Regions from separate parts of the Mus musculus genome. Here region 2 is linked to region 1. A link is a loop called in an ENCODE intact Hi-C map of the cell type or tissue named here. Cell type or tissue: heart. All regions are shown on one strand.

Region 1 (8,000 bases):
TCTGTGATAACTCCAGCTGTGTCAAGTTGACACAAAACCAGCCAGTACAGAGTGTGTCTGGTAGAAGTGAGGCTTGGTGTCTAGAGCTTTGGGACTCTGAAAAGCTCTTGAGCCTGATGGAGTTACGTGGAGAAGAGATCGCATCAGGCACTGATGGAGTTACGTGGAGAAGAGATCCCATCAGGCACTGGGTGTATTTTGATTCCGGCTTTGCCTGGCAGCCATGTCTTTGGGTCCCACCTTGTGCTTGTAGGGAGCAGACTGAATAGGAGGCGTTACAAGCTCTCAAGTGACTTTCTGCGTGTGTGAACGTGGCCGACTGCTTTCCTTAACTTCACACCAACCAAATGATTGCTCTTTAAACACTTAGAGGACAGAAGACTTTGCAGCCCTGGAGAAGCATGCTGGGCCTGTGGACAGAGCACTTGGCCTGCTACTCAGGAGGCTCTGGCTTCCGTCCCCAGCACAGCAGGCACACTAGAGTGGGTTTCATTTCTGCGGTGTCTTGTTTTCCAGCGCTGTAGGAATTTTTATCGACTCACTTGGGTCACTCTTGTTTTTGTTGGGTATGAAGGCAGAGTCAGAGGAGAGCTCCACGGAGTTGCTTCTCTCTCTCCATCCTGTGAGGGGCTGAACTTGACAACCTGATGATTGAGGCCATCAGGTTTCCGTGGCAAGTCCTTTCCTGCCGAGCCATCTCAGCAGCCCCACCTCACCCCTTTTGTAAGTGTGTAACGGAAAGTTCTTGTCTTTATTCACGTTAGGTGATACCTTTTACCCTGTTTGTCTAGGATGCCCTTGGTAGCACTGGCAGTTTATACTGGTTCCAGCTAGTTCTATGCACTCTAGCCCTAGGCTGTTGCGCGCGCGGGCGCGCATGTGTGTACGTGTGTGTGTACGTGTGTGTGTGTGTGTGTGTGAGAGAGAGAGAGAGAGAGAGAGAGAGAGAGAGAGAGAGAGAGAGAGAGTGAGTGAGTTAGTTGCTTGTTCCGACTGAGCACATTCCCCTGCAGGTCGGGCAGGTGCTCTGTAGGTGGTGAGGTCCCCTTCCGTGCCGCCCTATGACCCATGGGCTGTCAGGTTGGGGGTGGGGTCCTAACTTGGTTGCCTCTCTCTCCCCGCAGGGTTGGTGTCCTGGAGTACTGCTTCACCTGCCTGGGCATCTTCCTGGCCATCGTCCTGTTCCCTTTTGGGTTCCTCTGCTGCTTTGCACTGAGGAAGCGAAGATGCCCCAACTGTGGAGCGGTCTTTACTTAGAGGGAACAGCACACCCAGTTTTCCTACATTCAGCTATGTTTTCTAATGTAAATGTTGTGTACAATAGTTTTATTTGATTAAGCTTCTGGACTGTTTTGTAAAGTGTGGCGGGCTAGACTGGCATAGGGGTGACGCAGAGGTGGAAGGCAGCGACCTGCCCCCAAGGCTAAGGGTAACGTGCTGCTTCTATTTTTTGCAGTCTTCACTTTGAGAATGGTGAGAAATACTGTTTTAAATAAATGAGATTCATACCATTGTGTAGCTTGTTCTGCTCGACCATGGGTTTTTACGCACCGCCCCCTGGAAGTCTCGCCATGGGAAATGTCACATGCAGAGGCCGCCCATGGCCATCTTCTGGTCCTCAGGTACCACTTACAGCTCAAATGTGTTTCAAATCTCTTTTATTATTAACATTAAACAAATGTTAACCTTTGTGTCTGCAGTCAAGGTAAGTTCGCGTAAGGGAGGGAGACCCAGGGCTAGGAGGGCACAGCAGACTGGTTCCTGTACTCGTGTGCGGAGCCAGGACATGAGTCCTCAGCCCACTTCCCACCTTATCCTGCACATAGGTTGGTCACAGGGAGAACATGGACTGTATTTCCCCTATCAGGCCAGGACACCTGCCTAACACGGTGGTAATGGATGGCATGACCCAGGCTCTGTACTTTAGGGAGGTCACTGGCATGGGCAGGCCTGTACTAAGTTACCCTTGATGGGGCCATCAGGCTTGCTCTCCCATGGGAGCTTGCCACTGCTTGGCCCAGCTGGAAAGGACGGCGTTTCCTGTACATAGACCCGGACCAATTTGGGGATAATTTCTCGGTGAGATCTGAGAATCTGATAAGCAGCAAGTTTCTATCAACAGTGACTGTCCTGAGGATGGGTTTTAATTATTTGCTATTCTAGACAAGGTCTACATCTTGGGCAGGTAGGGGCAGCCTGACCTCTGGCTCAAGGCTCTATGCAGTGGCCTGAGCAGATGTTGGTCTGCGCATGGGACAGTGTTGGGCTGGAATGGCAGGCCCACCCTCCTGCCCACCAGGCTTCAGAATCGCTATTTACAGGCCAGTGGCTGGTTAAAAAATGAGTGACAGGAGGTGACCCCAGAACCATGACGGGGCTTTGGTTACCTGGTTTGGTTTGTACAGAGCCCTCAGACGTATTGAGACCCCTGCTGGCAACCTTTGTAACACTGAATTCAGTAACTCCTGGAGATAAATTTACAAGTGCCAATGAAGCAGGCTGACTGTCTCAGCTCTGCAGCAATGCCTGTCAATGAGGTTGGAGTTCTACTTGTTTAATCAAAAGGTAAAAATTGGGTCATTTAAAAAATATTTAATATATTTTCATAATTTACACTGCTTACTGGATTTGCATGCTCTGATGCAAACTTACATAATATAATGAACATCATAATGCTACTTAAGAACACAGGCTTTATAAAATAAAACTCTGGTCTTATTTGCATTCAGCTACAGAAAGCCAGACATAAAAGCATACACCGACTATCCCTTATTCTGGCTATTTCCTTAAAAATAAAAATTTAAAAATTTGAGCCAAATTTACTGCTTTTTGAATAGAAAAGAAAATATTTCAAATGATTGATTTATTCACTAAGCTACTCATTTACCTTAAAGACAGAAATGTGTAAACCCACCTCTGTCAATCTGAGAAAGTACATTGATTTGCTCAAGTGGGGCTTCATTGACATCAGGCACTCTGCAATCTTTGACAGTGCCTGCTGTCCAGCAATGTATACCTATCGCCCTGTGGGTGAGAACTCGAGTAGAGGGACTGGCACTGTCCCCTGCATCTTCATCGGATGATCGGTGCTGATCGGTCATTTGTCACTGTTGGCCGGAGTTTCACGGTGGCAAAGGGGTTTTCTCCACTATAGGGGAGGAAAGTATAAAAATTGACATATTCAACCCCCCCCCCCCCAAAAAAAAAAAGAAAAAGAAAAAAGACCTCCATGGCAGGACTTTGATGTTGTGTACATTATGGGGTGTTGAGATTGGAATTGAGTGTTTCTGTGGGTTGACCACCAAGTGCCCAAAATAATCTGTCTGTCTTCCCCTCTGGTGCTGGGGTGTGCTGGGGTTACAGATGCATGCTCTGGGTGTTGGGGGTTTGGACTCAGGTCCTTTTTATGCTTGTGTAGCAAAAATTATTCAATATTGCATACACACCCAGGACTGCCCGTTCTGAACACAGAAGTGTGCGGCAGCTTACTATGCCTCGCTAGGGAACAAGTCACACAGGCTGCTTTAGTCTCCTGTGGGACAGGCTACCCTGCCATGGGTTCTGCTCTGTCCCTCTCCACCCCATTCCTGGACTGTAAAACTAGTGGTGACAAGAAGGGTGGCCTCAGTTTCCTCTGTCTGAGAAAGGCCTATGGGGCACCACTGGCCACTTCCTAGCAGACAGGACAACGTTCCACTGACCTTGTGCACAGGGTATACATACCTGAGGAATGGCGGCTTTGCGGTCCCGTTGGCATCGCTCTGGAAAGGACAAAGATTATGGAAGGCTTGAAATCGGTACACTCTTTTTATAAGATCCACAGGTAAAGACAGGCAGAGGTAAGTTTAGCCACCCGTGGGGCTGGAGATAGGGATCCGTGAATGATGCTGTTGGTGTAGATAATCGAGGTCAGTTCCCAGCACCTACACAGAGGCTCACAAGCACCTATAACTCCAGCTCCAGGGGATCTGGATCCTGGAATCTGCACTCAGGCTCAAGCACACACACGTAAAAATACATCTTCAAAGCTATTCATGTTTAAAAGTATCCTGTGATCTCACATTGAGATGACTACCTCATATCTAAAGTATTTCAAAAGAATAAGCAAAGGAGAGAAAACAGTTTAGAACTTAGAGCATTTCAGAAACTGGGGGACTAGATGCCTTCAAGTGTGGCGACTGTTCACACACAGGTCAGTATGGAACATCCTGGATGCTCAGAAACTCAGGTCTTACTGAATTTAAACACAACACCAGAGCATAGCGTGGAAGGAAACACTTACAGATAGGGCCTCAGACCCACGTTGTGGTGCTATGGTGACTGGGCTCCACACCCCTTTTTATTTCCTTGGACTTTTTTTTCCCGGTTTTAGAGCTTTATTGTAGAAAGGCAGGAAGAAAGAAGGTAGAAGGAGAGGCCAGCCATGGCCACGTGGAGAAAGGGGGAAAGGGGAAGGGAAAGAGAGAAGGAGGACTAGAGAGTAAGAAAGGTGAAAGCTAAAGAGGACACACCCCTTTTTAAAGTGGCATCCTCAATAATGACATGAAGGTTACTTAGTTTGGGAGACTGATGCTAACTGCAGACGCCAGCCATCTGGGGACCTGGGGAGTGGCTTGATACAGCACTTACCCTTGCATGTAGGAGTTCTGGGTTCAGTGCTGGGGAAGGAAAGACCAACAAGGGGTGGGGGCTTCTGAAATGAGGGTCTGTCCACGTTCTGCAGGTGTGTGGCAGGTCACGGGTGTGTCAGGACCACCTTTCTGGAATTCTAAAAGTTCTACCATCTTAAAGTCTTTCCGTGCTGTTCCTCTGAGATCACTCTGAGCACATGGAGCTAACTCAGCAGCACCCAGCAGAGGACAGAAGAATGTCATCTAATGCTCTGGAGCCAAGCCAAGCTGTCTCCAAGTCCTAGAAAGCTTCCTAGTTTCTCAGTAGTCTTGGGCACTTGTAGATTCAAAGGAAGTGCCTCACATGCTAGTGTGTGTTCTGAGGCTGAAGCCTGGGCCAGGACTGCCACAGGCCAGCATCTCCCGAATACTGGAATTCACCTGATAGATACACTCTCAGCCAGAGGCAGGCTGGAGGCACCTGGGCCGTGACCTCAGCCTCTGGGTTGCCTGGAGTCGGCACAGTCATCTAGCACAGGACTTAGTGTATACTCATCACAAGCACAAAGCCACTGCCTGGCTTGGCACATTTTAATCAGGCTTCAAGTGGTGTGAAGTGATTTCTTCCTGCAGGGCACTCTGTTTCTTTAGCGGGCCTCTGGACAAGTCACCTCTGATGTAACTTCATTTGATAGGGATCGTTAAGAGCCAATTTATGATTTCTTTTTAAAGGACATCAGGAGGTCTGGCCTGTCGATTGCCTGCTCAAATTGCTGGCATGATTGGACTGCCTGGAGCAGTATGCCAGGCAACAGTCTGAGTCTGGAAGGAGCCCCTTGGTGCCCAGAAGTCAGACCAGCAATGCAGCCTCGCAGCCCCAGGCTGCCTCAGTTAACATAAGCAGACTCTTCCCATAGAAAAACACTCCCTTCTGTTTTCCTCTGGGCAAACACTGACCTATCCTGTGTGGCCTTAGAAGGACAGCACCAGATCCTCAACTGGAGACTAGCCTGCTCTCTACCCGACAGCACCTGCTGTAACCTCCTAAAACCACACGCTCAGTGCGTTTTAAGGTGCCTCACCACACTCTGAACTCTTACAGCCCCAGGTAGAAACGACCAAAAGTCCGGCAGGAAACCAGCACTTGACTTTTATGCATTCTGTCCCTGTGAGATCTCAGTGCCAGGCCATGGGGATCCTGGCCGTAGAGAAGAGACAGTAACTATGGGGCACACAGGAAGTCCCGGTTTTCTCAGAATGATGTTTCTTAATCTGTTTCTGATTCTACAGTCACTTCAAGAAAATTCACTTTAAGGCCAGGTCTGGTATCCGGTGCTCGCATGCCCAGCCCTTGGCAGGCTAAGAAGAGAAGAGAAGAGAAGAGTCTGAGGCCATTCTGGGCCACATAGACCCTGACTCAATTCCCAAAGATCTCGGGATGTAGTTCAGCTGGTAGGCCCTGGGTTTCATTCCCAGCACATCATAAACTGGCCATGGTGGCATCAAGCTATAATCTCAGCACTGGGGAAGTGGAGGCAGGACGATCAGAAGTTCAAAGGCATTCCTGGCTACACAGCAAATTTTATGCTAGTGTGGGTGATATGATTTTTTTTTTAAAGATTTATTTATTATATCTAAGTACACTGTAGCGGTCTTCAGATGAGGGCGTCAGATCTCATTACAGGTGGTTGTGAGCCACCATGTGGGTGCTGGTAATTGAACTCAGGACCTTCGGAAGAGCAGTTGGTGCTCTTAACCACTGAGCCATCTCTCCAGCCCGCGATATGATCTTGTTTATAAAAAATGAAGAAAAGGTGTGTAGTCTTTATGTGTTATTCCTGTGCTTGGTGCATGCACTTGTATGCTATCCTTTAATAAAGTGTCTACTTGAAAACCAACTAAAGGCAGGTCCCTGACTTAGGTGATGTGGTGTGGTGGTCCTCAATAGTGTGAAGTGATACAGAATAGAAAAGTATACTGTGAATTTTGGATGTGGTCTTTCCCTGGGCTGGTGATAGATGATACAGTCCTTTCCCATGGGATGCGCTGTGTAGTACTGAGACAGCTTCTGGCACTCTGCAGTATGCTGTCTTACTAAGCTATGATGGGCCACAGGTTAGGTGACGATGTGTTTTCAACTTCCCACAGATGTTTCAGAGCATAATGCCACCACAAAGGTCCACAAACATCTGCACTGGGAGTTTTGAGGCAGCTTTTCCTCTGCTGCTTGAGTTTTTCAGTAGTCTGAAAGTGTAACTTTCCTTTGGAGTGACTCCCCTGCCTCACCCCTCCAGCACCACTCTAATTTCTAGACTAACTTTTAGTGCCGTCCATCAGAGTGACTTCAAAATACACCATTATTCTTTGCCCAGCTCAGCTGTCATACCTCCCACTTCCTAGTCAGGAATGACTGCTGCCCCCAAATCTGCCCTCCCCACTTCCCTTTCCTTGCAGTTGGGGATACCATGGCAGACAGGCAGGGCCTGTTACCCAAGCTGTGTCATCTGGCAGCCAGTAAGGTACTGGTCCCTAAGCACACAAAACAAAATGGGATGATTCTGGCCAAGCCAAGGTGCTCAGATGGGGCCAGGCAGGCCATTAGGAGAGTGGGCTATCTTGTCCCTAAAACACCAGGGCAGCGGTGGCCTTTAGACTGGAAAGGGAGATGACAACCGGAGGTTGTCCGTGTCCATAAGGTAACAGGCAGAGTCGAGGTTTCTTGTGATCCTGCTCACTCCAAGAATGCAGACCCTCTGACGACCTGGTGTCCACGGTCGCATACACTGGTTACTTGCCTTCTGTCCCACTGTCCCCTTCCTAAGGTCTTTGTGGAGATGCACAGCGCCAAGAGCTTGATCCCTTACAAGATGGTCTTGGGTTACCCTAACACAGCTTATTCCTTAGGACTCAGGAAGATACTTTCATAGGATTAAAGGGCTGGACGACCCCGGGTGGGCTGGGTCCCGCTGAGAAAGCCTAGGGAACCTGGAACACCTAGTAAAGATGGCCATTTCAGTATGATGACATATGCCTGAAATCTCAGCACTTGGGCGGTAAAGACAGGAGGAACATTTTGAGTTAAAGGCCACTCTTATCTTCATAGCACTACATGTTCTCAAACTCAAACGAATGGGCGTTTCCCTGGGTGTAGGGATGCATGTCTGTGATAAAGCACCTGAGAAGCTGAAGGCAGGGCAATTGTGAGTTCAAGGCCAGGGTCTAAGGCCAGAGAGATGGCTCAGTAGTTAAGAGCCCTTGTTGCTCTCGCCGTGGTCCTGACTTCAATCCCCAGGACCATCATGATATTTCACAACCCTCTGTAACTCCAATTCTTCTGACTTCCTTCAGGTACCAGGTATGCATGTGGTAGGCACACACACACACACACAC
Region 2 (8,000 bases), 51 kb after region 1:
ATGACATAAAACTTTGGGAGGCTGGGCTGTGGGCAGTGCTTTCCATGGTGTGTGTGCATGTGGTGGTCAGAAGACGGTGCCCAGGAACTGGCTCTCTCTTCCCACCATGTGGCTTCCTGGGAGCAAACTCAGGTCCTCAGGCTTGAGGTAAGTGCATCTTGCCAGCCCCTTCTTTCCCTTTTCAGTTAAGGTGTGGCTATGTTGCTCAGGCTAACCTTGAACTGAGGCTCTGAGTGCTGGGACCACAGGCTTGGCTGGAAAGGCCCCTCGGCAGGCTCTTCCTCCCCCCTTGCCTCAGTGACAGTGCAAGAACTCAGATTCTAAAGTCAGACTATCAACTGAGTGAGTGATCTGAGACAAGTCACCTTGCCTCTAGGCCTTGCACCTATGCCCACCACTCAGGCCTACAGTGAGAACTCCTTGGTAACTGTGCGTGAAATGCTGGGCACCCAGTTAACAGCAAGCATTTAGGATGGGTTACTCTACGGAGTGGGTGAGACAGTCTTAGATTGCTTGTTGGGAAAAGTGGGCAGTGTCTACCAGCACTCATGCTAGAGACCGTACAGGTACATGGTGAGAGTAGGTGCTACACACAGTCGCAGCCTTCAGAAGGTTTGTAATTTTTCTCCACCAGTCCCTTAATTTTCAATCACAAGGCTGCAGGACTCACACAGGAAAGCAGCGGCTGAGCAGAGCAGAGCAGAGCAGACCAGACCCAGGAAATGCCCTGGAGTCCATGGTCACGAGATCTCAAAGGTGAGCAATAAAACTCATGGGCAGAAGGAACGGAGAGTCCCCAGTGCTGCTTCCTTTATGCTTGGATTCTTGCCTCTAAAGAGGACTGGACGGGGAAGGACAGCTGTGGTGTTCTGGAAAAAGAAGTGCAATCGGCCTACAGGAACAGGGGACAAGGTGTAATGTATACAAATGCTGGGCAAATGCATACCAGCCCATAGGGTGGGGTGGGGCGGGATAGCCACTCCAAGCAGACACATGCAAAATGCAGAAGCACCACAAATGTCTGCAGGGAACATTTGTGTAATGTCCCGCCCTTCACCTACAACCTCTGAAACCAGATCATTAATGCCAGAGATGCCAGATACCAGGGCTGTGTCCTAACAGCTGCGCCTTCTCCTCTGCGGTCCTTGGCTGGCCACACCAAGGAATCTTTTCTGGCAGCCAGACATGGTCAAGTGTGACCTAACCTGGGTTATGAAGCATAGAGGGATGTATGTGTGCTGGAGCTTCTGGGCTCGGGTTCCTTTCTAACAGGACACTCCTGGGAAGACAGTTCACTTCCTGTATTTGGAGATCATCAGACCGGCGGTTATCTTGGTGACATGAGATGTGTAGAAGACAAGAAGAAAGAGATGGAGTCTGAATCCTTGCTGAGGCCTGACTCAGCAGGCCTCGCATGGAACAATGAACATGCCTATTGCTTCAGTCACCGTAAGCTGGGCATTTTGTTACGCTTAAGCAAAAGCACACTAGCTTATCCACATAGCAGCAGATGAACAGATGCCAGGCGAGAGTGCCTAAACGGAAACTACGGCTAAAACCCCACTCCATCTTCACCTACAGATTCAAAAGACACACTTAATGAAGCATCCGAAATGATTCATGCTCTTACTGCAGTTATACTGTAGTCTCTGTGCTAGGGATGCAACTCAGAGCTCTGCGTGCTAGCCAAGTAGTATACCCCTAAGCTGTACCGAAGTCCTTCATTATTTATTTATTTATTAATTATATGTAAGTTCACTGTAGCTGTCCTCAGATACTCCAGAAGAGGGCATCAGATTTTGTTACGGATGGTTGTGAGCCACCATGTGGTTGCTGGGACTTGAACTCAGGACCTTCGAAAGAGCAGTTGGTGCTTTAACCACTGAGCCATCTCGCCAGCCCCCGAAGTCCTTCATTTAAAAGTTTTCTAATACATGAATACAATGTGTGTGCAGACCATAGGACACATGTGAAGGTCAGAGAACAACTTTTAAGGAGTCAGTTCTCTCCTTCTCCCAAACATGTCTCTGGAATTGAACCCAGGTTGCCAGCCAGCAGCAAGTACATTCACTGCTAAGACATCTTACCAGCCCCAGTCTTTCCCTGTTTTTTGGAGACAGAGCCTCACTCTATGGCCCAGGCTGACCTTGGGATCCTTCTGTTCTGGCTTCCAAGGGGGTGGGATTGCAAGCATGTGTCATCCATCATACTGTCTTTGTGTGTCTTTGTGCTGGCTAGTTTTATGTCAACCTGATACAGGCTAGAGTTACCTGGAAGGAAGGAACTCTAGTGAAGAAACTCTAATGAAGAAAATGTACCACAGGCTCGACCATTAGCCAACCTAGTTGGGGCATTTTCTTCATTGATAATTGATGTGGGAGGGCCAGCTCACTGCAGGTGGTGTCATCTCTGGGCTGCTGGTCTTTGGCGGTAAAGGAAGTCAGGCTGAGCAAGCCATGAGGAGCTAGCCAGTAAGCAGCTGCTGCCTCTGGGCTCCTGCCTTGTTTGAGTCTCTGCCCTGACTGCCTTTGATAATGAACTTGATACGGAAGTGTAAGCAAAATACATTCTTTTCTCCCCAAGTTGCAAAAGGTCATGGTGCTTTATCACAGAACTAGAAACCAAACTGAGACAATCTTAAATAAACTTCATGTTTCATAAGGTCATGAGAGCCGGTATCCAAAGGAAATACCATCTAACTTTGTTTTTGTTTTTTGTTTTTTTTTTTTCTTTCTTGTTTTCCTTTTTGGAGGAGGGATGTGTTCATCTGTGAAAATGTGTGCATGTCTGTGGAGGTCAGAGGTTGATGTCAAGTGTCTTTATTAATAAACTAGCTTTTCCACCTCATCTTTGAGACAGTATCTCTCACAGAATCTGGAGTGTATTTATTCAAGATTACCTGTCACCAAGGCCCAGGGACTCTGAGTGATGGGACAGACATAGGCATGTGCTGCCACACTCTGCTTTTACATGCGGCCCAGGGATCTGAACTCAGGGCTGCATGCTTGTGTGCCGAGTACTCATTCACATCTCTCCAGCCCTGCTTTCTCCTCCTCCTCCTCCTCTTCCTCCTTGCTCTTCTACTTTCTAAAACTACGTGACTTGACTGCTATTCTTCCACGTGGGAGTTTAAGTAGATATAGTAAGGTATTTTAAACAGAACCAAAGGAAAACTATGCAAGTCAAAAGAAGATATCATTAAGTCCCCCAAAGCAAAGCCTGCTGAGGTGAACTTTCTAACCTAGAGAAATACAGGAAGTAAATGTGTAAAAGCCTGAGACCGTGGACAGAAGCAAACGGACAACTGGACCAAAGTGAACCTTGAGAGGAGTGTCGGTCTCGCCCTTCCCTCTGCGCAGAAGGAACCTTCGCCTTCACTGCAGACTTTCCCCTGAAACTGGAGTGTCAGGGCGGTGTTTATAACAACACTGTTGCTGTGGAAATAGCTGATTCAATGTTATGGACTTGCAGCTGAATAAAGTAAGGTGTGGAACAGAAGTCTTATTTAAACAATGGCAAGAGCCATAAAACATTAAAAGGAGAGCTGAATGGCGGTGAGTCAGAGTGCCATATGTGCTAATGAGAGGGTCAGACCTTTCCCCCCTGATGCCCAGCACAATGGCATGTTTCTTCCTAATTCTTACTTTTGGAACCCTGTTATCAGTTTAGCTGCTTCCAGAACCCCAAATGTCTAAGAGATTACTATCTGCTACATAGGCTGGCTGCATGTCATTACACGGATGGTGATTCAGAGCTGCAACTGGTCGCCATGACACTGGGAAGTCACAAACCCCACCGAGCACGAGCCGGGGTTTCAAAAACCGTATGCGATCGATTCCATTAAACAGAGTGGTGCTGCAACTCCTCATATAACATCACTGCAGATGTACCCTGTGTCGACTGTCTATTGCTTCACCAGCGTTTTAGGCAGCCAGAGAGCGTGAAGCCAGCCTGCCCCACACCCTGCCACAGGCATCAGGCCTCTAGCTAGTTCCAGCCTTTGAACATAGTCAGTGAGTTTCTCAGACTCCTGGACACTGAGCAGAGACGGACATGTCACTCTTTAAACGCGTACTCGCTCTTCGCTGTGTTTTCAGAATCCTTAACGCAGAATTCTTAGCGTCCACACAATAAAACAGTCCACAAGCTTGAAAGATGAGAGTGGCATGTGGGTCTATTAGCAAAGTGGCCCTGCCCTGCAGGAGACGACCACAGCACAGTGGCATAGCTCTGTAAATAGAAGCCCAGCTTCCCGTGGCTGTGCCGGGGGCTGCCCAGGGTGTGGCTATCCTCCTTGCCTGCACAGGGGATCCATTCATACCAGCAAAACCGGAAAAATCACAACCAAAGGCAAGTGTGGAAGCAGTGGGAGCCAAGGGCACGCAGAAGGAGTCAGGAGTCATTTTCCACAAGGTGAGTCACCACAAGAACTTGGCCTGTCTCACCCACCTTGGTTCAAAATGTAGGTCACAGTTCTCCAAGCTGGAACTTCAGGGATCTGAGGTGACAGGCCAGAGCCCTGGCAGCACAGGTAGGAGCAGAGTTCCTCAGAGGCCTGAGAAGGGGCCCCTACCTTGCTCCTGAGCCCCAGTCTACCTTCCAAAAACCTCTATTTTCATGTACCAAGGTGAACTCAAACTACAGTGCTCAGCGGGTTCCCCTTTGTGTTCCTGATCTGAGCCACCTGCCACACTGGTATCTACCTCCCGGGCAGCAGGCGAGGTTTTTGTAGAGATGGATGGTCAGCTCACCTAGCTCTGTTGACACAGGAGACCCAGTGGCAATTTCACCAATCTTGGCCACGCCGTCGTAGTAGGCTTTTCCTGCCAGGATCATAGCTAGACAGGAATGTGATACATAAAATCATTACTCAGACAATAGGAGGGAGTGAGACAGGTTCAACGTCCCAGTGTGCCCCTGGCTACAGAAGTTCTAGAGCTGACACTTTCAGTGACATTTACAAGGCCCCGCCTGCTTCTGAAGCCAGTTCCTGACATCAAACTGGTCACTGGGAGCAGGTACATTTTGGGACTACAGATGGGTCATGTCATTACTCCAGGTGTATTGGGTGCTGTGGCCTAGGAACCTGTATCATGAAAACACATTTAATTTTTCTATTAAAAAGAGAAAGCCGGGTGGTGGTGGCTAGCCTATGCTTTTAATGCCAGCACTCCAGAGGCAGAGGTAGAAGTAGGCAGATCTCTGCATTCAAGGCCAGCCTGGTCAACAGAGCAAGTTCCAGGCCAGCAAGGGCTACACAGAGAAACCCCATCTCAAAAACCAACCAATCAACCAACCAACCAACCAAAATAAAATGCAATAAAATAAAATAAGAGCCAGGTCTGGTGGTGTAGACCTATAATCTTAGCTACTCAAAAGGCTGAGACAGGAGGAAGTCAAAGCTGGCTTGGGCTACTGAGTGAGGCCAAGCCAGGGGAGCTTGGTGGGACTATCTCAAAGTAAAAATCAACAGGCTGAAGTTATGAAGAGTACTTGCTTGGCCTCCCCAGTGAGGGCTGAGGGCATGGCTCACTGCAGACTGCTTGCCTAGCGTGCACTATATCCCTAATACCCTAAAAAGACAATCTGAGTTACAATCAACCAACAGATTTTTTTACTGAGGTATATATATATACACACACACACATATACATACACACACACACACACACACACACACACACACACACACACACACACGGCATCTGAAATATGTTAGCATTCTGAAAATTACAAACTTACTTAAAAAAAAAAAAAACCCAAAGCCGGGCGTGGTGGCGCACGCCTTTGATCCAAGCACTCGGGAGGCAGAGGCAGGCGGATTTCTGAGTTCGAGGCCAGCCTGGTCTACAGAGTGAGTTCCAGGACAGCCAGGGCTACACAGAGAAACCCTGTCTCGAAAAACCAAAAAAAAAAAAAAAAAAACCAAAAAAAAAACCCAAAAAAAACCAAAAACCCAAATTTTCTCCTTCTTTTTCCTACCCACAGAAACAATGGTTTTACTGCAACAGATGCTAGGTTCTCATCATCCTAAAAAATATATTTCTGTAATCAAAAAGACTATTTTTTAATGGTGAGATGGCTCAGCAGTAAGAGTGCATCTTGTTCTTGCAGAGGACCTGAGTTTGGTTCCCAGCACCCATGCTGAGAGGCTCACAGCCTCTGTAACTTAAGCTCCAGGGCAGCCAATGTCTCTAGCTTCAGTGAGCTCCCTTACCCACACGCGCGCGCACACACATACACAATGTAAAATAACTAAATTGAAAACTAAAAACCGTTTCTCCTTCAAACCAGCCCTGAAGCAGCATTTCAACAAGACCCAGCCGAAGCCACTGTGAATTTGGAGGAAAAGATCTCCACCCTTCCCTAAACTCAGACGCAGAAACCAGTCTTCCTGGAGCCCCGGAGAGTACAGGAGCTTGGATTAAAATGGCTTCTGGTCCCTTCTCCTTGCCCACAGAGCAGTCAGAAGCTGCCCGGGCCGTTTTGTCCCAGTTTGTTTTTAAGTGTCTCCCTGTACGGGACATGGAACCCACGGCTAGGTAAGTGCTTTACCAATGAATCACTCCCTTAGGCTTTTTATTTTATTTTTCATTTTGAGGCAGAGTCTAACTAAGTTCTTCTAGGCTAGCCTTGATTTTGTAATTCTGCTTTTAGCCTCCCAAGTAGCTGGAATTACAAACCTATGCCACCAGGCCAAGCTGAGAAGTAGGTTATTTATTTAGTGCGTGTATGTGTCTCCATATGCTCATGAATGCATGTGTCAGAGAGAAGACAACCTTGGGTGCCATCCTCAGTAGCACCGTCCACCTCCACCTCCTTTGAGACCGGGCCTCCCATTGGCCTGGAGCTCGATGACGAGGTTAGACTGGCTGAGCCATGAGTCCCAGTGACCTGCCTGTCTCTGGCTCCTCAGCTTGTGCCACCACGTCTGACATCTGTGTATGGGAACTGGAGAGCAGACTCAGGTCCTCACACTTGAGATAGCCACTTTTCTCACTAAGCCATCTTCCCAGGCCCTGTTTTTCTTAATTAAGATAAAAAATTACATGTCTGCGTATGTCTGTGCATGAACATGACCAGTACATGCAGGTGCCCTGAGAGGCCAGAAGAGGACATTAGATCCCCTGGAGCTGGAGCTATATGCAGTTGTCTGATGGTGCTGGGAATGAAGCCCAGGTTGGTCCCCTGCACAACCAGCAAGTGCTCCTAACTGCGGAGCCAGGTCTCCAGACCCTATTTGCATTTTTTTCACATGCTTAGGAAGCACCCTACCACTGAGCTACATCCCCATACCTCATAGGTGGACCTTTAAGGGGAAGTAGAGAAAAAGATCAGAGGATTTATCATGTATAGGTGTAGCCAAATTATTATAGGCCAAATTCCTGTTCCTGTAATTTTACTGATTTCAGCATTTACTATAGAGTTTTAAAAAATATAAATTAAGGCTTTTACTGTATCGGCATGTAAACTGAAGCCATGCAATATTCTGCTATCCTGGTGTTTTATAAGACTGGAGAATTTACAGGACGGCAGACTGCATTTATATAGGCTTTTCAGGTCAGTACTTAGCTAATCTACCCAGCATTGTTAGGACAAGGGAAGGGAAGGTTATCAGCTCCGGTTGCTAAAGGGAGTGGAGCGGAGACATTTCAGGCTGTCCCCAAGGTCAGCATGAGTCAGACACAGTGTACACATCTCCTGCTGAGGTACTTCACTTCCTCCGCTCTAAATCATGGAGCTGTAGCTGGAACTGAAGGAAAAGCAACTCCACCTAAAAACAAGTGTGCTGCCAGCAAAATGTCGACTCAGTAGATGGTGTTGCAATGAAAGGTTTAAGCTGTAAAGTAAGATAAACTGAAGCGCACACTGGTGGGGGAGTTGCCTTCAGGATCACGCAACAGTTAACATTTCTGGTTTACACCTAAGGTAAATTGAGACTTTTGAAAAGTGACTGTTGACTTATATTTAAAACCATGTAACCTCAGTCTCCCAAAATA

What was found. A loop is a pair of places that touch in the nucleus more often than their neighbours do. Peaks named below come from ENCODE experiments on the same cell type or tissue, not always from the same donor. Only the 100,000 strongest peaks of a DNase experiment are listed, where the experiment ranks them.
Region 2: it touches region 1 in a loop (4-fold over the local background); 1 of 42 quality-filtered maps calls a loop at or near these places.

What each region holds. Positions count from the first base shown.
Region 1 is chr5:144,262,885-144,270,884 of GRCm38, forward strand. It overlaps Bri3 (brain protein I3), which reads left to right. Exons shown (of 3, transcript NM_018772.4): 3 at 1,125-1,689. The coding sequence ends at 1,257. Baiap2l1 (BAI1-associated protein 2-like 1) reads right to left here. Exons shown (of 14, transcript NM_025833.3): 13 at 3,724-3,761; 14 at 1,641-3,148. The coding sequence ends at 3,073. It overlaps Gm38675 (a long non-coding RNA gene), which reads left to right. Exons shown (of 2, transcript XR_868679.3): 2 at 575-935. Among named protein-coding and RNA genes, the nearest start is that of Gm38675, 8.4 kb to the left of the region's middle. In heart, a CTCF peak has its summit at 4,852; DNase peaks (open chromatin) are centred at 4,797 and 5,067; H3K4me3 peaks cover 232 bases; H3K27ac peaks cover 1,777 bases.
Region 2 is chr5:144,314,178-144,322,177 of GRCm38, forward strand. It overlaps Baiap2l1 (BAI1-associated protein 2-like 1), which reads right to left. Exons shown (of 14, transcript NM_025833.3): 3 at 4,752-4,838. Among named protein-coding and RNA genes, the nearest start is that of Dmrt1i, 40 kb to the right of the region's middle. In heart, no CTCF peak of the experiment used is centred here; no DNase peak of the experiment used is centred here; H3K27ac peaks cover 2,699 bases.